6 separate regions of the Homo sapiens genome follow, and regions 2, 3, 4, 5 and 6 are each linked to region 1. Evidence: chromatin contacts called from ENCODE Hi-C or POLR2A ChIA-PET data. All regions are on one chromosome and are shown on one strand. The core of a region is the stretch at or near the end of the contact, and the rest is flanking DNA. Distances in the headings are between cores, read along the strand shown. Region 1 has its middle 94 kb from the start of RFC3. Region 2 overlaps PDS5B (PDS5 cohesin associated factor B). Region 3 overlaps LINC00423 (long intergenic non-protein coding RNA 423). Region 4 holds the start of LINC00423 (long intergenic non-protein coding RNA 423). Region 5 overlaps STARD13 (StAR related lipid transfer domain containing 13). Region 6 overlaps STARD13 (StAR related lipid transfer domain containing 13).

Region 1 (4,442 bases), core at 780-3,279:
TGACCTCAGGTGATCCACCTGCCTTGACCTCCCAAATTACTGGGATTACAGGTGTGAGCCACCTTGCCCGGCCTAAACTTTTGTTCTTTAAGCCTCCCAGTCTGGGGTATTTTGCTGTGGCAGCCCAAGCAGACTAATACACAACCCAATTAATAAACACTAATAGTGTCTAAAATTATTCCACCATTCTAGAAAATTATTATTTTTTCATTATCCACAGTCATTGCTTTGTCCTGTGACAAAAAAGCCATGTAGCTGGAAGCCATCTGGGTGGCAGTACAGAATTAAGAGCCACTAGAAATTAAGTCCATACTCTCCCTGGAACTCAAATTCTACCAAAAAATAAATTTTAAGTGAAAGTCTAATGGAAGGAAGAAGAACATTTGGAGCAAGTGTGAAATCAACATTCTGCTCCAGGTAGGCACCATTTGATGGGGAGTGATCCTGAGTGCAGGGTTGGGGAACGGGGTGGAACTTTCCTTTGTGCACAGAACTGGGACTAGAAAACAGTGATTAGGAAAGCAGTCAAGTGACTGATAAGTACACAAATGGAATAGCCCTTGGGAGTTTTTGAGATTGCGTTTGTTTGAAGAAAAGAAGAGCATTTTCTTCATATTGATATGACATTGTATTTGCCAACTGGTATTTACTAGAAGCCCTCCAAGTTCATGATTCACACCTGAACATTCCACATTCTTTAAAATTGTAGTGCACCCTTCATAACTATATATTTAGTATTTTTATAAATTAGATTACAATTTAATTGGAGAATACAATATCAGAAAAATTATCCAAAACTTAGAAATATTGCCTAATCAAATGTGCTACTTGTCTGGCCTTCCACAAGAAAGCACATGAGGAACTAAGACATAATTTTTCCTTCTTATTTGTAAAGTCTAATTCAAAGTTATTAGCTCAGCACAGTAAATATACGTGCTAAAGACTGGGTGAACAATGGCAAATAAACTTTGAAGACCAAATCCTCTTTTACAACTAAAAGTAACATTACTGAGCTTTCTGCAGGATTTTCTGGGTAAGTTTTTCTGCATGGCCAGCCCCAGCAAGGCCCCGAATGCCTGGTTTGCTACTTTCTAATCCTGTAACTTCTCTTCCCATAATAATGTGTAGCTTGTAAGGCCTTAGCTCAATTTTCCAGATGATTTCAGAGACAAAGAATTGCTGATTTGTTACACTAATCTTGACATTTCAAATTACAACTGGAAATAATCTTCCTTAATTAGTCATGTTCTTTCTGTTGAAAATATCAGACATTTGACATATTTGTTTAGCAAATATGTCGATTTTCTGGTCTTTATGGTCTTTCAGTCCCATGTTGATATTCACATATTAAATTTTTAGCTTGCTCCACAGCAAAGATGCAAATATATATGTGCATATGTATATTATATATGTACACATATAGTATATGAATCTACAACCATGCTTGGGGAATACAAGGTATAATATGAATATTATATATATATTCATATATATCTATATATATTTATATATGTGAATCTACAACTATACTTGGGGAAAACAAAGACTTTATCCAGGCTCACCCAGAATGGTTATGAGAAAGTGAAACATTCTTTTCTTCCCTTAATAGGCAAATACATAGTTTAAAAGCTACCTCCCCAAATATGGGAGAATCTTTAGAGAAAGTGTTAAATCACAATAGCATTAAATGTACATTTACTATCAAGTCTTTTGCAATAAAAGCTGACATTAACTTTTTCTCTACAATATTTACTATAGCACTGTGCTTACCCAGGCTTTTATTAATATATGTTTATTTCTGCATTTCCATTTCTCAGCTACCTTTTATATTTTAAAAATTACAGAATTTATAGAAGAAAATTGTAGGCTGATAACAAACAAAAAGGTTTTTCGAAATGGCTAGCATTTGCTCCCAGCAGGGAAAGTAAAGGAATAGTTGCTGTATCCTGAGCCACCCATCCCGGCCCAAGTCTTTGTCCTGCTGAAGTGGTAAATTCTCCCAGAAACGCAACACAAGGTGGTGCTGTTGTATTTATCCTAAACCAGCTGCCAGCCTGGCCACTTAGGCTGTCGGTTTGATCTGAAAGTGGTAGGTGTGTACCAAAGGCATGGGTTTTGCATATGTAGATGTTTACAGTGTAGTCCTCCTTTCAGATAAGAAAAGATAAATAGAAGAAGGAGGAAGAGAGTAAGTTTCTCCACACATGGAAGCTTCTGGAGAAACTGTCTTAAAAAAAAAGAAAGTGCATGGGTTCCTTTTGTTACTAAATTATAGGAGCATGGAAAGTTAGGGCTAGAAGAGATAAAACATTATCTAGCCCATCTTCCTATCTTCAGAGAGGATTTCATTTATAAATTATCAGCCAGTTAAACTTTTTCTTTTGGTTTTAAAATTTTCCAGGGAGGGAGATGCCACTTGCTCCCCCAGCAAATCAATACTCCCTAGTGTTGGGAAATTGTTGTGGACATATGTGCACTTCCTCTTGTTCTGAATCCAGAGGGTATGGGAAGGATTTGATCAGCAGATGTGCCTAGTGAATGAGAAGCACACAAAAAAAAAATGAATTACAAGTCAGGGCTCTGGATTCCTCTCCCTCACTTGCTTAGCTGGGACAAGGTGGGCCTCAGATTTTGCATCTGGAAAACAAAGAGATTGGACTAACATCAGTGGGTTTCCACAAATGGCTGGATCTCAAAATCACCGGGGAAGCTTTTTAAAAAAATACAGATTCCAGGGCCTTGCCTATAAATTTGCTCAGTCAGAAAATCTAGGGCAGGGCCCAGAAATTGCACTTAAAAAAAAATCCAAAAGAACTGTTTTCCTTGGAAAACATTTTTCTTGTCTGAAGACATGGAAATTAGCTAAAAATGTGTAGGCAGGCAGCCCAGCACAGATCTAATGACTGGTGCATAGGTACCACTAGATTAAATAACTCTTAAATCCCATCTGATTTTATGATTTTCCAGGTATCCTTAAAACAAAAGCCCTTGAAAAATAGAAGTGAATTATCCCAGATCTAAAGAATTTCCTCTTGAATCATATTCCCAAGCCTTTGAGTAATCTGCAGTATGGATTTACAGCAAGATGTTTTCTAAATTTTTCAAGCACATGAAATTGGGAAGTCCAGGAATATTATTATAGTAAAGAAAATCCAATAAAGTCCTTGTGTTCAGTCCAATGCCTACACGCTATTCTATTTTCTGGTTACTGTAACTATGAATTAGTTGACAGTTATGAAAATAGTATTTGGACTCTTTCACTTTCATTTTTATAAAACTGGAAAGTTAAAAAACTAGTCAAGTACTTGGCCCATGTATAAATAGATAAGTCACATACTGGCAAATTGAGCTGTATAAAAGTTACTTACACAGACAAAAATGTCTCTAAAGTCTCTATGTAAAACGTTGGCTTTCTGACTCTGAGACTGTCTAGTATCAATGTGAAATTCAGTAACAATGCAATTCAGATTCTTATACCTCAAATGTCTCATTTGAAAGAATCAGATAATTGAAGTATCATTTGTTTATTCTCGTTTATAGTATCAAGGTAAATAATTCTGCCTTCCATTTCCCCTTGCTAATGTAATGTGACCTCAATGTTACATGTTACTAAGTAAATCAATTAGGAGATTTGGCCTGTGTATGTGACTCTTGCAAATGGGTAATTACACCATCAAATAGAAACTTATACACTCTTTGCAAGCCAGTCTTGAAGTCACTTCCAAATAGTTGGTTCTCATTATTTGTACTTTAAGAGCCATTTACAGGTCTAATTAAATTGTTTCTCAGGAATATAAAGATCAATGTTTCCAACCTCATGAATTGAATATATAAAAGAATGCATGAGGCCCAAATTAGCATTTCGTTTATTAAAATAAGTCAGTGTTGGAGCTGAAATCCATTAAATGACTTTAAGTAATCTGTCTGTTAAAGCTTTCAAACCACCTCTCAAAATCTGGCCCAGCTACCACCATTTATCAGTTACAAATTTCCATATTCCTCTGCTGCTCAATCATGCTGTACTAAATTATCTCTGAGATCATGTCTTGTGATTCTCATACAGTAATAACATCTGCATTTCCTGGATTTTCCATGAGCTGTGTCATCCTTTCAAGATTGTTCAAGAACATGTTTGTTCCTTTTATCAGAAGGACAGCAGCACTGCAGATCTTTTCCTACCAAGAGTCCCAAGCTCCACTGAATAAAAATAGCCTTGTGTCCTTTGGAATGCTCTGAACCACTTGGGGAAAAAGAATGTCTGTCATCGAATCACTATCATTTGTAATGTCCTCTCCAAAAGAAAGCCAAGGGGGAAAAATGCTAGAACTATTTGTGACCTCATGAAATACAAAAGAAAATTTACTTAGAACAATACAGCTTTTCTTTATTGTATAGTCCCCACTTCTTTGAACCACACCAATTTTTGGTACCAAACTTTGTTC
Region 2 (4,442 bases), core at 543-3,042, 990 kb after region 1:
CTACCAAAGAATAATGATAAATACAGCTACATTAAAAGTAATAACTTTTGTTCAGGCCAGGCGCGTGGTGGCTCATGCCTGTAATCCCAGCACTTTGGGAGGCTGAACTGGGTGGATCACGTGAGTTCAGGAGTTGGAGACCAGCCTGGCCAACATGGTGAAACCCCATCTCTACTAAAAATACAAAAACTAGGTGGACATGGTGGTGGGCGCCTGTAGTCCCAGCTACTCGGGAGGCTGAGACAGGAGAATGGCTTGAATGTGGGAAGTGGAGGTTGCAGGGAGCCGAGATGGCGCCACTGCACTCCAGTGTGGGTGACAGAGTGAGACTCCATCTCAAAAAGAAAAAAAAAGGAATAACTTTTGTTCAAAGGATCAAAGGACACAATAAAGGAGTGAAAAGACACACATAAATGAGGTTTTACACACTTCATGATGATACTATAACATGTACCAGATAAAAGATTAATATAGGTACAGATTGCCTATGGGAAAAAAACACCAAGGGGAATAAAAGGTAAAATACATCAAAAGGGAATTTCAGAAAGTAGGCAACATGAATGGTGACTAGACACACAAACTTAATTAGTAACCACAGAAATGCACATTGGGACTATAATGAGCTATAATGAGATACTGTATCTATTAGATATTTTCTCCCAACAGTGTATAATAACATTATTGTCAGATTTCTTAATAGAAAAATAAGTTTTAACAAACATTATAAAAAATGACTTAAAAAAAGTGAAAAGTTAAATATGTCTATATACCGTGATTCATCAACTTCACTCGTAGGAATAAAACCTAGAGAAATTCTTGCTCATATGTAGCAGGGGGCTTCAATAGAAACATTCATAGCAGCACTGTCCGAAAGAGTAAAGAAATGGAAATATTCCACAATCTACTAGAAGAATAAATAAATTACGAGATATTTTCCACAGTGAAATTATAGAGTAACAAATGAATGAACCACAGTTAGATTTAGTAACGAAGATTATTCTTAGAAACAAATGTGGAGTGATAAAAGCAAATCCTCCAAGACTATACAGGGTATGATATAATGCTTAGAAACCTCAAGAACAAGCAAAACTAAACAAGTATGTGGTAAATTTTGTTGCTGTTACAGATTAACCCAAGATTCAAGAGAGTAGATATTAGGGACAAGGAGGAAGTAGAAAGGATTGAAGAGTAATAAAACTCTAAGAACTCTAAGGAACTAAGAGTTCATAGGTGTTCATTGTATTATGAAACATGTTATACAAATGTTACATATATTCCTTTGTACATATCAAATATATAATAAAACAAGACAAATTAATGGATTAAAAATGGTGAGCAGTTCTGTTTCTGACAAGATGTGACTAGGTTGTTTTGAACCAATTTTCATACTGAAACAAACGGAAAGGCTAAACAAAATATTTTTTAAAAATCAGTTTGAAGGCAACAGACAGCTACCAAAGCAGTGAGAATTTGCAGGGCAAAGTTTCAAATAAGGAGGGAAAGCAAAGATTTGAGTCTGGCACTGAGATTAGTTTTTTCACACAGACGATTAATGATTCTGAAAGTGAAAGGGGGATAAGAAGTTGAGCAAAGCTTTCCTGTCACAGAGCTAGAAGAACAAGATTAAGAATCCTGAGCCCATTAAGTAAAGGCCTTGTTAAACAACCTGGACTTCTGGGTGGATCCCAGACAAATATACTCTAGACATAAGGTGACCAGAAAAAAATAATAAGCTTGTCCAAAACTGAAGCCAAACTTCCATTTTCATTGGATGGAAGTGATCTGACGATAGCTTAACTGCCTGATAGAAACAAAAGTAAAACTCTGGGAAGAATATAACCACATCTGAAGCCTCACATTATCTCAACAACTTTTCATACAAAAAGTCTATCACTCAATCAAAAGCAATATATGTACAAGGTAAGATTTGACCAAAATTTTGAGAATAGACAAAAGTTACAAGAGATCAAGATGATAAGCCTAACAGATACAAACTTCACATAATTAAGATTTTTCAAGGATTTAATGACAAGCAAATTCTGCAGCAAAACAAAGAGCTATGTTTAAAAACTATAGAATTACAGAATTGAAGTATGTGTATATATGTGAAATTAAGAATTCAAAGCATGAGCTTTAGGTACGACTAGACAAAACTGAAGCGAGTGAACTCAAAGATAGGTCAGAAAAAAAACAAAAACTGAAGCATGAGGAGGCTGGCAGAAAAGTACACAAAAGTGTGTCACACAGCTAGGTCACAGCAAAAAAACAATGTACGTTTAAAGTGTGTTAATAGAACTGCAGTAAGAAAGGAAAGAGAATATGAAACAGAAATCGTATATGTAAAGATAATGCCTAAAAATTATTTAAAGTTTGTAAAAAACTTTAAGCTATATATACAAGAAGAGCTCTAAGCCCCAAGTACAATAACTATAAAGGAAAGCATACCCAGACACATCATAGTAAAACTGGAAACCAATGGAAAACAGAAAAGACAAAAACATTCACAGCAAACAGACAGAAGACCTTCAGAGGAACAAGACTGTCAATAAACTTCAAGAAAAAAGAAAATGGAAAATAGAATAATATATTCAAATCACTGATGGGGGAAAATACACCAGTCTAGAATTCTTAACCCAAAGAAAGCATCCTTTAAAAAATTAAGGTAAAATAAAGATCTTTCCAGACAAACAAAAACTGAGAAAATTCATTAGTGGAAATCCAAACTAAAAAAAAAGTACTAAAGTAGTTCTTTAGATAGAAAGAAAATCATTACATAGAAAGGAATGAAAAACAAAAGGAGAAAATATGTTGGCAAATCTAAATAAACATTAACTGCATAAAATAACAGCAGTAATAGAACTGGGTGAACAAGAGCACAAAAAAGCACCAAGGAATAAAAGGAATTAAAGTATTTTGAAGTTCCTTGTGCTATACTGAAAGTTCAAAGCAGACCAACTGACACTGGCCTTTAATAAGTCCAAAGTCCATGTTGTAATTTCTAGGAAAACTACTAAAATAATAGCAAAATGTAAAACAGACTGGTAAAATGAAATAAAAATATTTAATCAAAAATAAGAAAAGAGAAAAATACACAACTGACAGGACAAACTGAAAACAAAAAATCAGGTGGCAGATTAACCCAGATATCACTACTTATATTATGTTTACTTTTTGGAGGAAAAACTTTATCTCATGTTTCTTTTAATTCTCCAGAGAACCTAGTACAGTGCTGTCACAGCAGATACAAAATAACTGGAGACTAACAAAATCATTATTTCCTCTCCCAATGTTTTTTCGTTCTCTCCCAATGTAGGGAAAAGAACAAGTTTATATAGAAAAAGGTAAAACTATAATCATGACAACCATACTATGAGCTGGTTTACCAATCTGCATATTTTTAAAAATAGATGTCCTGTCAAAAATTAAACCCCTGTAAATCTGAAATAGATAGCATCAGGTTATATTTTATATTTATCAAGGAATGTATTTGAGGTCATATGCCTATTCTCAACTAAAAAGATGTTTCAAGATGGTTTTGCTTATAATGGAGACAAGGCTTATTTTTTTTAAACAGGAAAACCTAAAATCAAGGCAGTCAAATGGAAGTATTATTGATATCATTTCACTTCTTTCCTTGTTGGATAAAATTGCAAAAGTTAACATTACAAAGAACATGAATCTAAAAAATATAAATTACCCGATCATTCATGAGAAGATCTTTCACAATGAAAGTAGCTACCAAAGATTTCAAAGGAGCAGCAAATTGATCAGGTGCAAGGAGAGCAATATGACCAATAGTAACCAATGGTGTTATGAGATGTTCCAGGTTGCTTGGATCTAGGCTCTTATGCAGAGGCTGAAAATGAGGGGAGGAAAATATATTTCAACTCTACACATATACAAATAAACTGTTTACATATTTCATTTTCAAATTACAAAATTTATTTTGTAATTTATTTTGTAATTCAAATTATAAAAACTACAAAAATTTCAATAAATATACATAGTATAAGTAGTAACTCAAGATTACATTTAGACTTCTATAGGTTATCTATGTCCAGAAGGCATCAGGTTCAAACATTTTCAGTTTTGCCCAATTCAGTTTAGAGGTAGGGTAAAGAAACATTTCGACACAGACTTCATAGCATATAGTTTATGACCATATACATGAATGTGTTAGAGACTGCTAGGGCTCACCAATATCCACTTCAATTTCCTGGGCATAAGGATGACTCTACTTGCAGCTTCCTGTGCAGTTAAGTGAGGATATATGAATGAGTTCTGGTCAAGAGAGTGGGAGTAAAATGAAGTATGCCACATATGCACTGAGGTAGGTATGAGCAATATGTCTTCTCCACAGGCTCTACTCACTGGCTGGCTTGATGCCAAGGATCCAGTGGGATTTAAAGAGAAGTCACTAATCAGAATGAGTCTGTGTCCCT
Region 3 (4,442 bases), core at 946-3,445, 880 kb after region 1:
CAGACCACCTGAAAGTAACTGCAGCATTTAGTGACATGTCTTCCACATTCTCAAGTCATTCAGCTCTTAGCAGACACAGGGCTGGATGGAAGCAGTCATTTTGTTCCCCTCGTTGGTCAAAAGATGCTTTTGATGAATCATTTCTTTATTTAGTTTTTAGATTGCATTCCACCTCAGGGGGAAAGCTCTCCAAATGAAACCGTTCATAAGACCAGGTAAAACCGCAGCAACTTTTAAGGCTATCCCTGAAGGTCAGCCAAAAGCCAGATCTCAGATTTCATTTGGAAATCTGCCAGAAGGGATGTTCTTGGATGCCGCGTGCTACCCACAGGGTCTTCCTGCCTCTCTCTGACAAGCCCCCTTGGATACTGCCTTGAAGAAAACAGTTTCTGGAAGTATAAGAAGGAGTACAATTGGTCGGGCGCAGTGGCTCACACCTGTAATCTCAGCACTTTAGGAGGCCGAGGCGGTTGGATCACTGGATTCAGGAGTTGAAGACCAGCCTGGCCAACATGGCGAAACCCCATCTCTACCAAAATATACACAAAAAATTAGTTGGGTGTGGTGGTGCACACCTGTAGTCCCAGCTACTCAGGAGGCTGAGACAGGAGAATCACTTGAACCCAGGAGGTGGAGGTTGCAGTGAGCCAAGGTCATGCCACTGCACTCCAGCTTGGGCAGCAGAGTAAGACCCTGTCTCAAAATAATTAATAATAATAATAATAATAATAATTTAAAAAATAAATAAATAAAGGCGGAAAACTGGACAAAGGAAAATAGCCATCAAGGGTCAAATTTCCCCTAAGAAAGGGTTTTCTGCTGACCAAGGACAGGATAAGGCAAGCACTCCTCACATTTCCACAGAGGAGAAAGGCGGGGAGCAGCTTGCTCTAAGCCTTAAGCAAAGTTGGGGGGACCACAGTGTGACTATCCCTAGCAAAGCCAGCCTCTGAGCTGACCACTATTATGACCTGCTCCCCATCTGCCGCTTGGAGGGACACTATTAGCAATTGGCAAGTTGCCAGTATCCCATTTATTGGCTCATTAATAATTCCTCTGGGCTCCCAAAGCAACCATTTGATTCCAAATAGATCACAAAATTCGCCACTGAGATATCTTTACCCTTTCTGACATTTCATGAGAGCAGAGGCAGAAATTCACACCGGAGAGTCTGGGAGTTGATACTGGAGACAGGGTTAATGTTCTCCTTTCCCCGAATCTACAGGGGCCTGGTTTGCTCTAATCTGCCTCCAGGAGGTGAGCCACCACCCTGGCTGGGCACTGCTCCACTTGCTTATGGTGGTACCTAGGGCCTTGCATCTCAAAGTGTGGTCCCCAGACCAGCAGCACTGGCACACCTCAGAAGATTCTTAAAAAAGCAGACTTTCAGGCCCCATCCCAGACCTATGGAATCAGATCCCGCATTGAAATAAGACCCACCCCACCAAGTAATTTATACACACCCTAAGGTGCTCTAATTTATTTGTAGGAATAAATGAATTTATCCCAAGAAAGTAATCAGATGCATGCACAGCTTGCAGGTACCCATGGGTTGAATGCGTCATTGCTTAAAAAGACAAAAACTGGGGCAGGGCCTGATGGCCCATGCCTATAATCCCAGCACTTAAAGAGGCCAAGGCGGTGGATCACTTGAGGCCAGGAGTTCAAGACCAGCCTGGCCAACATGGAGAAACGCCGTCCCTACTAAAATACAAAAATTAGCCAGGCATGATAGCACACACTTGTAGTCTCAGCTACTCAGAAGGCCGAGGCAGGAGAATGGCTTGAACCCAGGAGGCGGAGGTTGCAGTAAGCCAAGATGGCGCCACTGCACCCTAGCCTTGGGAACAGGGTGGGATTCTGTCTCAAAAAAAAAAAAAGGCAAAAACTGGAAACAAACCAAATGTATTGAAGCAATATTTATTTGAGTGCCTTCTATGTGACACTCAGAAAATAAGAGCTACAAAACAGAGACAGTCTTAAAAATATGGTTCATTTGGGGGGGATGGAAAATTGCATAGCCATTTTTTAAATACCTCTTTAAAAAAAGAAACCAAAACCTACTTCTAAAAGTAGAAGTAGGGCCTCTAAGGCCCTATTTCCTGCCTTCCAGGTTGGCTCAATTATTGTGACTGTCTCTAGGCAAACAGTTCGTGCAGGCTGCTAGGCTAAGGACATTTCCCTTTGCTAAACAAACAAGCAAATGCAGACAGGGCTCAGCTGCTGTAGCACATTGGAATTGCTTGTGAAATGAATTAAGATCCATTTCCAGGGCTGTGCTGTCTGAATGTAACTGCGGGCTTTCACCCCGCCCCCACCTTTCCCATCCCCCAAGGTATAGTCCACTCAATCTCAGGGGCACATGACCCTCTGGTTGTGATGTCCAAGGTGCTCAGTGGATTTACACGTCACTGTGTCCATTATTTTTCCTAAAAGGAAGACAGCTTAGATAAACACCTCCCTTTAAGTCAAATGTAAGTTTGTTCAACTACAGCCACAAGAAGGATAGCAAATTCCGGAGAAGGACCTTCTGGAGAACACAGCAATATTATCTCGCTGGCCCAGGGATGGGTTTGCAACTGCTCTCAATGGCTGCCGTACATCATCGCTTCACTGAGTATTGTCCAGGCAGAGCAAAGTCACTCAAGCAATACTTCTTATAATCAAGGCAAGTGGTCAGCGGCTGCCTTAAAAAAAAAAAAAAAAAGCCTGGAAATACAGTCCCCAGCCAGAGTAAAGATCCTCCTCTGCGACCTCACAGCCCAGCTGGATGGGACCCTGCAGCGCTCTCACCTCTCTGCTCAGGAAAATGTGGCTGCTGCGCGTCTCAGCCCAGCCGAATTTGATCTTGTGGATTTCATGTCTAATCTCAGCCTAGATTACTCGGGCTTGTTTGGCCCGCTCTAGCATGCCTGGTCTCTCTATTCTCTCTTGATTCTCTCCCATCCTTATTCATCCCTCACTCATTGATTGATTTAATTCAACAACCAAGCCCCCTGCTGTGCTGGATGTCAGATGTTCTAGGTGTGCTCAAATGAAGGCCCTTTTCATTTTCCGGAGGAGTTCACTTCCCATGTTGGGAGACAGTAACAGGAACAAATCAGGCTGCCTAGGTGTTCACGATGTCACCAATATTGGGAAGTTACATTTTGTAATATTTTAATAAAAATAGCTTTTCTGAGCCCAACCCCCTCCCACCGCCTACTGATCTTTGGCTCTTAGTTTCTGCGCCTTCCAAATTCCCTCCTCCATAGCTCACCTGGCCTTGAGGCTTTTACAAACTGCTCTGGCCTGCATCCTGGATCTCACTCTAGAAACCACTCTGCTGGGGTCATTCCGGCAGAGCACCCAGCTTCCCCTCTCTCTGTGGCAGAAAAACCTGATTCTCTCCCACTTTGTCATGAAAAGTCCCTTCCCTGCCTGCGTATCTCTCCAGCTCTTGCCTTATAAGTTAGAAGGCTCATTGGGTTGACTGCTAACCAAGCGCCATCTAGTAGAAGACTCCAGGTTTTGACAGTGCAAATTACAGTCTTTTAACGGGATCAGATTCTCAGGCCCCTCCCCCTCTTAATAGCACCTCTGAGCAGAAAGATGCAGTGGAGATTTATCTCATTTATGCTTTGACTCATGACACACATGTGCATGCACGCTCACATATCTTCATACACTCATTTACACATGCACTTACATACACACACATACATAAACACATACATACATACTCACACTCATGTACACACACACACGCACTCATGCATATGAACATCTTCTAGAAGGAGGAAGCAAATTGTGTTAGGTTTCTAGTCTTTCCCTTCCTGCTATAGACAATTGCAATGCAAATATGACAAATGATACAGTCAGAAGCAGATTTATCCTGAAGATAATGAAGCTTAAGCAACTGGGCTCTTTACTTGCACCAGACTGGTTCCTGGGGTGGTCTAGGTGGGGAGTGGAAGTCAGGTTGCAAACAGGAGGCATTTCTGAAAATGTCCCTAAAAATATCTCTGAAGAATGAGACCTGGATATCTAAAACTCTAGTAGTTTTTGTGATTTCTTTTCTTATGCTAGATAAATATTTGCATTCCTAGCTGCTATATGTGAATGTCTGTACCCCAACCCCCCACACATCACATTCACATGGTGAAATCCAATCCCCAAAGTAATGGTACTTGGAGGTGGGGCCTTTGGGAGATGGTTAGATCATGAAGGCAGAGCCCTCACAAATAGGATTATTACCCTTATAAAAGAAGCCCCAGAGAGCTCTCTTGTCCCTTTCACCTGCGGGGACACAGTGAAAAGACAGCCATTTATGAACCAGGAAGCAGACCCCCACCAGACACCAAAGCTGCCAGCACCTCCATCTCGGACTCCCCAGCCTCCAGAACTATGAGAAATAATTTTTTTTTGTTTATAAGCCACACAGTTTGTGGTCATTTGTTATA
Region 4 (4,442 bases), core at 840-3,339, 810 kb after region 1:
AAGAACCTGGACACTTCCCACATGGCACACTAGGCTGACTTCCCACATGTGGGAACTTAGGGCCACGGCCAAGGTAAGAAGCCAGTGCTGCTACCAGCCGCCAGCCACAGCTCCTGAGCCCTCGGCCATGGGACATCTGACCTGCCCTGTGGCAGACGACTCCAGGTACAGGGTCCCAGGTATTTGGAATAAGCTTATATTTTTATGGCTGGTCACTTCTGGGGGGTTTTGTGAAGTTGGTTGATTCTTCTTTATTTACTAGGACAACAGAGCCTGCTCCACACACTGGAACCAGAGGTGGATGAGGACTGAAGGAGGAAGAGGAGAAGGCAGAGGGCCTGGCCCAGCCTCTTCACTCCGCCGACCCTTGCAGGTGTCAGTTCAAAGTCCTGAGTGGAGCTCCCGGATGACTGCACAACCAGGGGCCAAGCAGATTAGCCGACTCCAGTGGAGCAGGCTAGAGACCTATAACTGGGAGTGGGGGAATCCCTTGAATTATAAAATCAAAAAATATAAAATTCCAGGCCAGGCATGGTGCCTCATGCCTGTAATCCCAACACTTTAGGAGGCCAAAGTAGGAGAACTGCTTGAGCTCAGGAATTTGAGACCAGCCTGGGCAACCCCATCTCTACCAAATAGATAATATATGTAATATATGTATAACTTATACATATAAATATTATATATATGTTATAACTGTACTCCTAGGAGTTATATATATTACATATAGTTTTATATATATATATTTCTATATATAGAGCTACATATATATTTTATGTATAATAGTTTATATATTATATATAACTCCTAGGAATATAGTTATAACATATGTACAGTTGTTATAACATATATACAGGAATACAGCTATAACATATATAAATATATAACATATATTACTATATATGTTATCTATCTGTAAATATTATCTATATATTACTATATATGTTATCTATCTGTAAATATTATCTATATAGAGCTATATGTGTGTAACTGTATTTTATATATATGCATAACTCCTAGGAATACATTTATAACACATATGTATAAATATAATATATAGTTTTATATATATATAACTGCTAGGAATACAGTTTAATAAGTCATGTGCATGACATGTGAAGAAAATAAGAAAATTCTATTGAGAAACATAAGATGTTTGACTGCAGGGAAAACTACATCCTCTTTTTTAACATGTACTATATATTGTAAAAATAACAATTCTTTGAAATAAAACTAAATTTAATGCAAATCCAAATCAAAAATCATTTGGGACTTTTTTCTTTGTTATGGAAAAAAATTTATTTCAAATTTCTTCTGAATGAATAAGCATGCATAAATAGCCAGGCAAATTAATGAGAGAGCATTTGTCCTATTGGATATTATAAGCATACAAGTATAAACATTAAACCATTATATAATAACAGAAAGCCCAATAGCACAGAATCCATAATTCAGAAACAGACTCATGTGTGTGTGAGAACTTGATATATGATCAAGGTGGACTATCAACAAAATGGGTTGGATAAACTGACTAATCATTTGGAAAAAATAGAAATAACAAATCTCTATGCCCAAATTAAGCTTCAGAAGGAGCAAATACCTAGACATAAAAATATACATTTTTATTAAAGTACTGAAATAAAACTTAGGTAATTGATTTATAATCTTAGCACACAACTTTTTAGATGGTCACTTGACCCTATGTATTAGTATTTTAAAGTTTGAATCAACAATTCCATTCGTGGGATTTTTTTTCCCCCGAAGCCATAATGGGTCAAGGTGACAGAGAAAGATATACAAGTCTGGTCATTAAGCATTTTTGTAATGGTGAAAAATTGGAAACAACTTAAATGTTGATTAAATAAATTATAGCATACCCATACAATGAAACCCAAACAGCCAATTAGAATAATGATATATCACCACACTGATACTCCATTGCCTGAGCACTGTTGGTAGGAAAGCCTGCTCCTGTTACAGCCCTGACAGCAGTTTATGTCTATGCCTGCTGATCCATCCTCACCAACACCAGGGGGTGTTGTTCACATGCTTGTTATCTAGAGCTGTCCTTTCTGCCCATCAACAGACAGTTCTGCCCATGGGCACAGGCAATTGGTCTCAACTGCGCATGGTTTGCCCTGTAATGCCCTCCAAATGACCAGCTGAAAAGATTGATAGTCTAGAGCAGAGGACCTGCGGCACCTGATCCACAGACCAGACAGTTAGGAGGCTTCTTTGTCCTCCCAGAAGTGCAGGCAAAGTTTTGGTGTTCATCAAATGAGTGATCAATGACAGGTTATCACACCTACTGCAAAAATATATGGCACTTCCCTCTCCACCTCCACAGTGGGCTGTGAAAATTAATTGAGTTCAGGCTGTGAAAAACTTAAGCTGCTACATGAAATGCAAAATCATTAAGCTTCAGAGATTGTAACATTCTGCTTGTGGCCTTGGGACTGAAACACCAGATGTCATGCCCAATAATGACTTCACTTTTCATCCAACTTCAACAACTCAAGATTGAGCGCATTTTGGGTTTTGACCTTGCACTGCTATACTGAGATTCAGCAGAAGTTAACTACCCGCAAGACTCCCTCCAGAGAACTGAGGCCTCAGGATCATCTTCAACACCTTCACCCAGAGTACGGAGACAAAACCCTTGCCACATAGACCTGCCACACCACAATACCAGGTGGAGATGCACCGTTGCTTGAGTTGGTGAGTGAGAAGGGCCATTGCTTGTGTTATCTGAGGGCTGTGGAGGAAAGAGAATTAGGTAAGTTCATTTAGAACTAACTAGAACACTTTTCAAAAAGATGTCTCAGTGTGGGGCATAGTTAAGACATATATTTCAGAGTAATCATCTCCAAATGAGTGATTTTTGTTTTCTTGCCTATTTCCTGATTTACTTGAGTTGTCCTGGCTCAAGGAATAAAGAAGGCATTTATACAATAAAAGTGGTGTGAGTCACCCTTTCTAACCTTTAAGATTGGTTTTCAAACTGTTAAAAATTCTTGTAGGTCCACCAAGAAAGTTGCCATAGAAGCCTGAAGTTACGACAGCTTATAAGGAAGTGGTTATCGATTATGACGGATGGAGAAAATGTAAGCTGCCTATGTTTCATTCAGACTCATACTAGCTCTGGTTAGAGAAATCAATTAAAAGGAGGAAAAGATGAGGAAGTTCTGCAAAAATAAATTCAAGGGTCAACTAGCAGTGGATAAAGACACAACTATGATCTCTGTGACTTCTTTCCTCTTTTATTTGACATTTTTTCACTTCCGCATGATAAAGAAAATAGAGACATGGCATGCTGGAAAGAAAACTAAAGCTATTTCTTTAATGAAGTCCACTAACCTCGGAAGGAAGACTGAAGTATTCTTGTGGCTTCAACAGACAAATGATAGTAGCTGCTAAGACAGAAACTGCTTGGAAAGACTATTGATTTTAGATTCAGAGAAAATGAATAAGGAAAAGTTTAAGATTGATGAGAAAGGTATACAATGTGCTACGAGAATTTTTTCTAAAAGTCACGTTTAAAAAAACGAGTTTATAGTGGATTTTAGGTTAAATTCCTTTAATAAAGGGTTACATGTTTCCTGACTATGTATAAGAAATTCATGAATGTGACTCTAAGAGACTTGAATAAAAGGACCCACATGTCTTTTGCCCTGTGATGGCCTGCCTAAATTGCAGGGCTATAAAAAGGAAAACCACCTTTAAAAGCTTCAACCCTAAGTTGACTTTATCTTATAGAAGAAAGAATTTCATGTGTATGCTAAATATATACATATAGCATATAATGTATATATAATTTCCTGATAAAATCTTCTGTTTTAGTGTACTTGCATCTGGGTACATAACCTCCCCACATCTCTTTGGTATTCTTATTTGTTCTGCTTTTCCATTTTACATATTTTCCCCAAGTGCCAAACATTAATAAAATTGCTAGCATTGATTATTTTTCCTTCACTAATACATCCCTTTGAGCCTATTTCCCCAGAAACAAATAACTAGAGACAACCTATCCTTTGCTGACACATGAAAATCCTATAATTGCAGACAGGAACAAAGATTCTAAAGGAAGTCTCTGTCTTCAGTTCTTAGATTATTGTCCCCCCATCTTCTAGCCCTCCCCTCATCCCCATTCATCTGACCCCTGTTCTGTTGTGACAGATTGTTATAATAATGACAGTGAATCATGGCTTTCTGGGTCTATGTCCCTTTGATCCTTCCATTAAAAGATGGAGTCTATTTCTCCACCTCTTGAATCTGGAAGGTCCTTGAAACCCACTTGGACCAATAGAATGTAGCAGAAGTAGCACCATGCAAGTTCTAGAGGCTAGGTCTTAGGACCCTGAGACCACCATGCTGTGAAGAAGTCCATTCTGGTCTATTGGAAGATAAGAGACTGTGTGAAAAAGAACAGAGACACCCCATCT
Region 5 (4,442 bases), core at 855-3,354, 580 kb after region 1:
AGACTACCTTTTATCCATCGTATTGCCTTTGCTCCTTTATAAACGTAAGTTGACTCTCTTTGTGCGAGTCTGTTTTGGGTTCCTCATTCTGCTCCATTTATCTCTTTGTCTATTCTTTCACCAGTACCATACTATCATGATTACTATGGCTTCATAGGAAGTCTTGAATTTGGATAGTGTCAGTCCTCCAGTTTTGCCCCTTCATTATTGTGTTGGTTATTCTGAGTCTTTTGCTCCTTCATATAAACTTTAGAATCAATTTGCTGATATCCACTGTTTTGGTTTTTTGTTTGTTTGTTTGTTTGTTTAAAACTGGACATTTTAAATATTGTAATATGGCACCTCTTGAAATCAGATCTTCTCTTCCCAGGGTGGTCATTGTTGCTATCTGTTTAATGAATATCTGGAACTAATTCTCTAAAGTCTGTATCCCTTGTTGTATCCACTGAAGTATCTACTCAGTTAATTTAGTAATCAGCAAATGATTGGACAGAGATTTTCTTAGATACCTTCAACCAATCCCTCAGTCTTTGCTGAGCGGCTCTTTGTGCATGTTACAATATGGCTTCAGCACTGCAGCAGGGAATTGATAACTCTGCCTTAGCCTTGATTTCCTGCTTGTGCAGATCATCAAGGTCAGCTAAAGGTGGAAGATTAGGGCCAGCTCAGGTCTTTCCTGGGTATACACACAGTTCTGCACATGTACTTGGCCTTCTAGATTCCTAGGAATACATTGGAACTTTTCTAAGTCCCCTATGGACATCTCATTCTCCCAGATATTCTTTTTAAGCTTTTTGGTTAGCATCTTGTTTGGCTCAACTGTTATTACCATTTCAGGCAACTGCCATGTTGACTAATTACTACTGACTGTCTTTGACAAACACCCTGGGTATAAGCTAGTTTCAGTAATGATTTGAGTCAGGTTAAATAAAGACAAGCGCTGTGAACTGGGGGTTTTCAGGGAATTCCCAGACAGCTCAGATAATGACAATTCTTTGGTAACGGAGTTTTGGGGAAGCTCAAACATGTTCTTCCCTCTCCAGTGGATGCAAGGCTACTAGTTTTCACAGCTACTCTGACGGTGATGCTGTTGATTTTCAAAGCTCCTGAAAAGCTGGGGAAAAGGGCATAGGAATAGGGTGGGTTTGAATGTCACAAAGCTCACTGTCCTTACATATGTTTAACCATTTTTCTTAAATAGACACTTAGTGTTACTTAGTTTGTTGGAAGCCCATATCAATTTACAGCTTTCTTAAAAAGTTGATTTTGACAATATCTGCCAGTACTTTTGTTGATTTTATGAAGAAGTGGGGTTTTGGAGGTTTTCACTTAACCTTTTTCACTGATGTCACTCACTTGCATTATTTTTTATTCAGCTTTATTTAAATATAATTTATATTCCAAAAAATCACCAAAGCATACAATTTGATTAATTTTGTGAAATGTACAGCTATGTAACTATCACCACAATCGTGACATAAAACTTTATTTTTTCAGCTACAGGGTCCTACTATGTCACCCAGGCTGGAGTGCAGTGGCGTGGTCTCAGCTCACTGCAGCCTTGACCTCCCAGGCTCAAGTGATCCTCTCACTTCAGCCTCCTGTGTAGCTAGGACTACAGGCACGTGCCACCATGCCCAGCTAATTTTTTTTTTTGAGATGGAGTTTCACTCTGTCACCCAGGCTGGGGTGCAATGGTGCAATCTCGGCTCGCTGCAACCTCCGCCTCCCGGGTTCAAGCAATTCTCCTGCCTCAGCCTCCTGAGTAGCTGGGATTACAGGCATGTGCCACCACGCCTGGCTAATTTTGCATTTTTAGTAGAAATGGGGTTTTACCATGTTGGTCAGGCTGGTCTTGAACTCCTCACCTCAGGTGATCCACCTGCCTTCACCTCCCAAAGTGCTGGGATTACAGGCATAAGCCACCACACCCGGCTTAATTTTTATATATTTTTTTTGTAGCGACAGGGCCTCTCCATGTTGCCCAGGCTGGTCTCAAACTCCTGGGCTCAAGCGATCTGCCCACCTTGGCCTCCCAAAGTTCTGGGATGACAGGCATGAGCCACCATGCCCAGCCGTGACACAGAACATTTTTGTGACCTCAAAAAGTCCCCCAGTGCCAGCATTTGGCAACCACTCATCTGTTTCCTGTCACTACAGTTTTGCCTTGCCTGAAATTTTTTTGATGAGTGGAATCCTGTAGTGTATGCTCTTTGTGTCTGGGTTCTTTTACTTAGCATAATGACTCTGAGATTCATGTATAGTGTTGTATGTATCAATAGTTAGTGCCTTGAATTGTTGAGTATTCCATTGTATGGATATACCACAATTTTTATATCCATTTACCAGCTGATGGACATTTGGGCCATTTCTACTTTTTGGCTATCTTATGATTAAAGCTGCTATGAACATTCAAGTACAAATCTTTTTACAGCAAAAAAAAAATTATAAAAAGTATAAATCTTTTTGTGGACATGTGATTTCTTTTATCTTGCATAAGTAGCTGAGAGTGGAATTGCTAGATCAAGTACTAAAAATATATCTAATTTCATAAGAGACTGCCAAACTGTTTTCCAAAGAGACTGTACGCTTTGGAAGTTTCAGTAGTTCTGAATCCTTGCTAATACTTAATGTTGTCAGCGTTTTTACTTTAGGTATTCTGTTGTGTAGTGGTGTCTCGTTATGATTTTAATTTGCATTTCTTTCATGACTGATGATATTGAACATCCTTTCATGTCTTCTCTTAGAAGTATCTGTTTGAATATTCTGCCCATTTGAAAATCAGGTTGTTTGACTTGTTACTGAGTTTAAGAATTCTTTAGGTGTTCTGTATATGAGTCCTTTATCAAATACATGTTTTGCAACTGCTTTTTCCAAGTAGAGAAGCAATTTGTAAGGTACAGGCAAACATCTGAGTTTAGGGGCAATAAAAGGACCCAGAGCTATAAAGTCAAATCTACTTAGAGTCTTCAGCTTTAGAAAATAATAAATAAACTTCCTGCATGTGTCAGAAAGTATAAAGCATATTCGAGTCTGTGGTATATAGAAGATGATTCCTTTGATGTCTTGTGTGTGTGTCGTAGATCAAAAGCTTTTCCACAGAAAAGCAGAATGGAGTGTTTTGTTTGTGCTTCCAAACCCTAATGGAAGAACAAGTTCACTAGATAAGTTCATTTTATAAATAACAGGCAATCCTCCCCTAAACAAACCTGTTACAGAGCCACCAAATGTGCAATATCCACCATTTTTTTTCACTTCACACCCACTCTTAGGTAGACATGCTAACACACGTGGAACAGACCAAAGAGACAGGCTGAGAGCCTGCCAAAGATGGTCTCAGATGAGATGATCAGCTTCCAACTCAGCATTGCCTGCTATATCTGACACTAATGAATGCGTAGTCAGAGGGTACATTGGAGGTGGTTGAAAATGAGGAGAGTCATTAAACGTATTTCAGTCGGTGAGCGACGTGAGAAAAAGTTGAGAAATAGAACTGGTTTCAGTGTAAAGTTTTAGAAGTGGTAGTGAAACCAATTAGGAGGCTGATGCCTGACTCTTGATAAACAACGACAGGAGACTGAATTAGGGCCAAAGGAGAGGCAAGACTTCAAAGACATCATAGAGGTATAATTGACAGGATTTGGTGATCAACGAATGTAGATTGTGAAGGAGTAGAGCCTCAAGATGACATTATTTTCTAGTTTGGATGGCCCATTGGTGATGCTCTTAGTCAAGACAAGACAGTACGTAGGAGAAACAGGTTTTGAAGAGAATGCAGAATGTGACTCTGGCCTCAGATGAGATGCCTGGGCTGGAGACAGAGGACTGGGTATCACTTGAGTCTAATTTATGTTAAGATTCTTCAGTAAGGCCATGGAGAGTAAAAAGGGATGGACCTCAGTCTGAATTCTAACAAAAAAATTAATAGTTAAAGGGCAAGTACTGCTTCGTGGCAGGAAGGAGATGGTGTCCAGAGAGATGAGATAATTCATAATCTTGAATGTCAAGGATGAAAAGAATTTCAAGGAATGATGGGTACTAATTTGTGACTATTGCTATTAATAGGTCTTTGCTAAAAAGAAGCCATTGAATTCAATGGTTAGAAATTCATTGGTCAAAACTGGAAACAAGCTGGGCGCGGTGGCTCACGCCTGTAATCCCAGCACTTTGGGAGGCTGAGGTGGGTGGATCACGAGGTCAGGAGATCGAGACCATCCTGGCCAACATGGTGAAACCCCATCTCTATTAAAAATACAAAAATTAGCCTGTGTGGTGGTGTGCACCTGTAGTCCCAGCTACTCAGGAGGCTGAGGCAGGAGAATTGCTCGAGCCTGGGAGGCAGAGTTTGCAGTGAGCCGGAGATTGCGAAACTGCACTCCAGCCTGAGCAACAGAGTGAGACTCCGTCTCAAAAAACAAACAAACAAACAAAAGAAACGACTG
Region 6 (4,442 bases), core at 507-3,006, 540 kb after region 1:
TAAATGCTCTTCCTTGTTCTGGAGTTTCTCACATCCTTACAATGACTCAGAAGAGTATATATAATGTTGTGCACATTTTGCAGTGAGGAAACTGAGGCTTTGAGATGTAATGAGACTTGCTCAGGGACCCATAGAGTAAACCCACACTCAGCCAGCTCCCCATGGCCACCTTCCTCTCTGAAAGATTTTTTTAAAATTCCAACTTACTGTCTCTTTCCCCTTATCTGTTCCCACCTTTACTTTATCCACTAGAGACATCCATTTCAGAATCCACTTTTCTTTCTCTGAAAATCAACAACGGCCATCAACCATCAGCAGCAGCAGCAGCAGCCGTGCCCATATACAAGCTTGTTTGTATCTTCATTCTTAACAACAGCCATGGCAACCCCAACCACCACAGACCTGTCCCTACTGTTTTCAAATTCACTGAGCTCACACTGTAACTCTAAAAGAGACAGAAGTCACAGTTACATCTAACAGGACAAGTAAGAATTCAAGATGGCCAGAGATCATAGAGTGGAGGTGGCTATAATTATCAGAAGGGTTCAGGAAAGGTTTGTTGGAGGAGGTGTCCAACAAGCTACACCTTCAGGAAGGAGAAGTTTAAAGTAGAGAGAAAGGCTTTATAGGCAGGCCCGACTAGTTCAGTGCCCCAAAAAACTCATCCCATTACATCATATATTTTTCCTCTGCTCCTGAGAACCAGCGTAGTCATAGCTGAATGTGGTTACATTTCAAGGGAAAGGAGGCATTACTGAACTGCAATTAAAAGCATCCCCACATCTCCAATTCCCCAGGAATGCCTTCTTGGACTGGCTGGATGATTCCCTTGGAGGTGTGAATGGGGCAGCCTGGGGGAATTGGGTTTCCTCCAGGGCATATTCAGGGAGATTTTGGGTGGTCCTGACTGGACCAGGCCTCATTCCTGCTCATAAGGTGACCTAATCCTTTGTTCATCACCGGAACTGCCCTCCTTCTCCAAGTTCCTCCAGATTGGAGATGACTCCCCTCACCAAATCTGACTTCCCAGCACTATTCCAAACCCACATTTGGAAGACCTCTAAGCTTCATGAGATTTCTTGTTATTGATTAAGGCTGGGGTCTGGCACTCAGCCCAACCACAGCCCCAGCAATAGTAGCATCAGACTTCTCAAACAGAGTGGAACAGAAAGCTATGAAAGCCTGGCATGTGCCCTTCAGCCTCTTTACATCAGACCAAGAGAGAAAAAAGAGAGCAGGAGAGCTTTTTCAGGGGGCAGAAGTTTCCTTTGCCAAAGATCTTTGACCAGCAGCAACGTGCAAGTCCTTTGCAGGGAATAAATCAATGGGCTGCAGTCCACTCTGGCTTGAGATTTATGCAGAGCAAGAAAGTCACTCTCAGCTCCTCCTTAATTCAGCATGTCTTGAGCACATGCTGAGCTCCGAGCACTCTGCTAGGCACTAGTGGTACAAAGAGTAAATAAGGCAACCTCTGCCCTCAAAGAGCTGTGGTCTAATGGGGGAGAGAGATGTGTAACAAGAACATTTCAGTATAATCTAAGGACCATAATGAATGTGTGAAAGTCCAGAGAAGAGCCGAGCTAACCTGGGATACAGATGATGTCTTCGCTAAATCTTGATAGAGATAAATGTGAGCAAGTCAGGAGGTAAATAGGGAGAGGAATGTGACAGATGGAGAGGAAACAGTGTAAGCACAGGCGTGGGATATGCAACAGCAGCCTGGGACTGGGGATCTCCGGGCAGCTTCACGTGACTGCACGTGAGCCCCAGAAGCACACAGAGGCCAGGCAGGAAGGCACTGTGGGCCGTGGTGATGGGCTGGTACTTTATTCTGCAGGTGACAGGGAGACGTGAAGGAGTTTGAAAGAGAATGAACATAGTTTCACGTTAGAGATTCAAGGAAGGCAAGAACTGAAGCAAGGAGAGCTATTGGGTTCTGTTGCAGAAGTCCTGGTTTAGACAAAATGAGAGTCTAAACCAAGCTCGTCCAGCCCACGGCCCCAGGCCGCATGCAGCCCAGGATGGCTTTGAATGTGGCCCAACACAAATTTGTAAATTTTCTTAAAACATTTTGAGATTTTTTTTGTAATTTTTTTTTTAGCTCATCAGCTATGGTTAGTGTTAGCATATTTTATGTGTGGCCCAAGACAATTTTTCTTATTCCAATGTGGTCCGGGGAAGCCAAAAGATTGGACACTTCTGTTAAACCAAGTCCAGGAGACAGAGGTGGGGAGGAGGGTAGGAGTTTAAGAAATATATTTGAGTCAAATTCAGCAGGTGCTGGGGTTGTGTAGTGAGAATATGGGGACTGGAAGAGACAGAATGAATCTAAGAAGACCCTCAAGTGTCAGACTCATAGAACTGTGTTCCATTTTTACATTAATATATTTTACCAGATGCATCTCATACAGCTGAGTGTTATCTAGTCAGTGTTTTAAACGGGTGATGAAGTCAGTGGATATGACTATTAATTCTGAATAGGAAAGCATAGAACAGAAAAATGTCAGATCTCCTTGCATACATAAAGTGCAACTATTGTTTTATGAAACTTTGTTTTAGTCTATGTGTGTATGATGTGTGTACATGTGTGGTGTGTGCATGTTCACAACTACATGAAGTTTATTTCTGACTAAAGATTGTGATCAAAATATTTGAAAGTCCTGGGATATTCTTTTTCTATGGTTATGATTGGTTATTCTCAGGTATGACTGACTATGCCTCAGTCAGGTTAAGATGATCTTAAAAAGCGAGACCGATTCTTTTGTGGGAAAACAGGGAAATCTTTTCTCACTACTCTTCTTCCAAGACTAAATCTCTCATTACTGTGCGCACTTGGAACTCCTAAAGATTCCATCCAGAGAGAAAGGGAAAGATTGCAGCCAGCAGAAGCAACAATCCTAGTCAGTGCCAGGACAATGTCAAATGCCCCACCCTTCAGAAAACAGTAGCAATATCGAGATACACAGACATTGCTGCCCACGAATAGCCATGTCCCTCAGAGGCAGAATCAGAACTAGAAGAATAATGTTACCTTATTTTCATATGGAGCTTACAGTTTGCAAAGGACTTTCATAATACATTTTCCCATATGTACAACAGCCTTGTGAGTTTGGAAGAACCTGAATATCTGAGAGATGTTTTGGGTGTTTATTGGCCTTCAGATCTATAAATATTTTTCTCTTATAGTCATTCACCCATTCAGTCAACATACTAAATGATAGCCATTTACAAGACTCTAGGCTAAGAACATGAGATGTAAAGATGCAATCTGGTTTCCAATCTGGTAATGTGTACCTGCAATGTCAAAATTTAAGAGGATACAAAATCCACATATTTATTTAAGGATGTTTGCAGTTTTACCTAAGACATATTTACAGAATCCATGTGCATGAATATGTGTGTGTGTGTGTGTGTGTGTGTATGTATGTGTGAGTGAAAGACAGAGATAGAATATCTATGTCTCCAAATTCCAAAGTCAGAAATTGATAGCCCACGGGAGACAGAGCAGGACAAAGCTGATATGCCTTAGGCCTCCAAGGGGCATAGTGTTATCTTCTTCTTGGGCTAAGGGAGAGCACCTTAGAGGTAGAGTAAACACACACATTTGAGGAAAGCTGTGTAACCTCAGGAAAAACAAAAAACACACAACAATGTTTGCATACAAAGGGTTTCCCAGGCCTCTCAATTATATCTAAAAACCCCAGGTAAAGAGCTCTCGGTTTATGCGTTAAATTGAGCAAGATAGACTTCATCTAAATTTTTTAAAAAATTATGTGTCGATATTTACTTGTTCCTTATTTTAGAGAAGCAAAAGTTTCAAGGACGGATTTCTAAATTTTCCATTTGGCACTAGGTATAATTCAAGCAGTCATGGAACATTAATTGTAACCATTATATGCATAAGAGCAACACTTCCTTTGTTTTTAAATGTAAATGTATTTAAGTATTTGAAAGGTATTTGAATTACTTTCCCCGTCACCTCCTCACAAAGCAGATCCCTGAATATACACCTAGCATGTTTCTCATAGTGAGAATGACCTTAGGAAGCCGACCTGGGAGATTCATGACCTCTTGAGATCAATGACCTTGGACTCCACATTAACCCACAACTTCTCCCAGTCATTAGTCCACAGGAAGCCCATATCCCTTGCTCACAATTTACTTACTTGTTGAGATTTTTTCTCATAACATGGAAAAATAATCTTCTGAAGGCATTTCCCTTAATGAAGCCCACATGTCTGATACAGATTTCTTTCCCAAGGTCCTGGAGTGTTTGGTTATGTTTTAACACATCTTTGCCCTTGAGATCCCCGCATATCAGGCATGTGATTGCTAATATTTTACTTATTAACTGGTAAGCACGTTGTAAACCATAATCGCAATACTGTCTTCCCCAGCCTGGTGTTTATATCCTAAAAGTAACAGCCTCTTAGGAGAAGGCT

Evidence for each region. Hi-C counts contacts between places; a loop is a spot of excess contacts on that map. ChIA-PET counts read pairs that join two places held with the same protein, here RNA polymerase II (POLR2A). Pooled maps may share reads with other maps.
Region 2: a pooled map shows a loop between it and region 1 (4-fold over the local background). The contact joins two enhancer-like sites. A Hi-C loop is called at or near these places in 3 of 37 single-sample maps with no recorded cell type and 6 of 50 pooled maps.
Region 3: a pooled map shows a loop between it and region 1 (8-fold over the local background). The contact joins two enhancer-like sites. A Hi-C loop is called at or near these places in 10 of 37 single-sample maps with no recorded cell type and 5 of 50 pooled maps.
Region 4: a loop to region 1 is called in a pooled map, with 5 times the contacts of the local background. The contact joins the promoter of LINC00423 here to the enhancer-like site in region 1. A Hi-C loop is called at or near these places in 4 of 37 single-sample maps with no recorded cell type and 11 of 50 pooled maps.
Region 5: a map of GM12878 shows a loop between it and region 1 (4-fold over the local background). The contact joins two enhancer-like sites. A Hi-C loop is called at or near these places in 1 of 168 maps with a recorded cell type or tissue (GM12878), 10 of 37 single-sample maps with no recorded cell type and 7 of 50 pooled maps. POLR2A ChIA-PET finds 5 or more read pairs at or near these places in 2 of 52 experiments (OCI-LY7 and activated CD4-positive, alpha-beta T cell).
Region 6: a map of heart left ventricle shows a loop between it and region 1 (7-fold over the local background). The contact joins two enhancer-like sites. A Hi-C loop is called at or near these places in 1 of 168 maps with a recorded cell type or tissue (heart left ventricle), 18 of 37 single-sample maps with no recorded cell type and 5 of 50 pooled maps.

Annotation. Positions count from the first base shown.
Region 1 is chr13:33,721,603-33,726,044 of GRCh38, reverse strand. No RefSeq gene overlaps it. Among named protein-coding and RNA genes, the nearest start is that of RFC3, 94 kb to the left of the region's middle. RefSeq lists a silencer at 1,931-2,100. Within about 2 kb of position 2,029, at least 10 of the 41 ENCODE cell types and tissues checked have a DNase peak (open chromatin) inside an H3K27ac peak, as active enhancers do; they include GM12878, where a contact is called at or near this core.
Region 2 is chr13:32,734,586-32,739,027 of GRCh38, reverse strand. It overlaps PDS5B (PDS5 cohesin associated factor B), which reads right to left. Exons shown (of 35, transcript NM_015032.4): 21 at 3,698-3,856. Among named protein-coding and RNA genes, the nearest start is that of PDS5B, 150 kb to the right of the region's middle. Within about 2 kb of position 1,792, at least 7 of the 41 ENCODE cell types and tissues checked have a DNase peak (open chromatin) inside an H3K27ac peak, as active enhancers do.
Region 3 is chr13:32,836,889-32,841,330 of GRCh38, reverse strand. The region is part of intron 4 of LINC00423 (long intergenic non-protein coding RNA 423); the gene reads left to right. Among named protein-coding and RNA genes, the nearest start is that of LINC00423, 73 kb to the left of the region's middle. RefSeq lists an enhancer at 3,771-3,930. Within about 2 kb of position 2,195, at least 8 of the 41 ENCODE cell types and tissues checked have a DNase peak (open chromatin) inside an H3K27ac peak, as active enhancers do.
Region 4 is chr13:32,909,299-32,913,740 of GRCh38, reverse strand. LINC00423 (long intergenic non-protein coding RNA 423) reads left to right here and starts at 2,089. Exons shown (of 5, transcript NR_047020.1): 1 at 2,089-2,718; 2 at 3,021-3,104.
Region 5 is chr13:33,143,538-33,147,979 of GRCh38, reverse strand. The region is part of intron 3 of STARD13 (StAR related lipid transfer domain containing 13); the gene reads left to right. Among named protein-coding and RNA genes, the nearest start is that of KL, 130 kb to the right of the region's middle. RefSeq lists an enhancer at 813-1,112. Within about 2 kb of position 2,104, at least 3 of the 41 ENCODE cell types and tissues checked have a DNase peak (open chromatin) inside an H3K27ac peak, as active enhancers do; they include GM12878, where a contact is called at or near this core.
Region 6 is chr13:33,180,250-33,184,691 of GRCh38, reverse strand. All of the region lies in intron 1 of STARD13 (StAR related lipid transfer domain containing 13), which reads left to right. Among named protein-coding and RNA genes, the nearest start is that of STARD13-AS, 95 kb to the left of the region's middle. RefSeq lists enhancers at 360-449, 1,622-1,841. Within about 2 kb of position 1,756, at least 2 of the 41 ENCODE cell types and tissues checked have a DNase peak (open chromatin) inside an H3K27ac peak, as active enhancers do.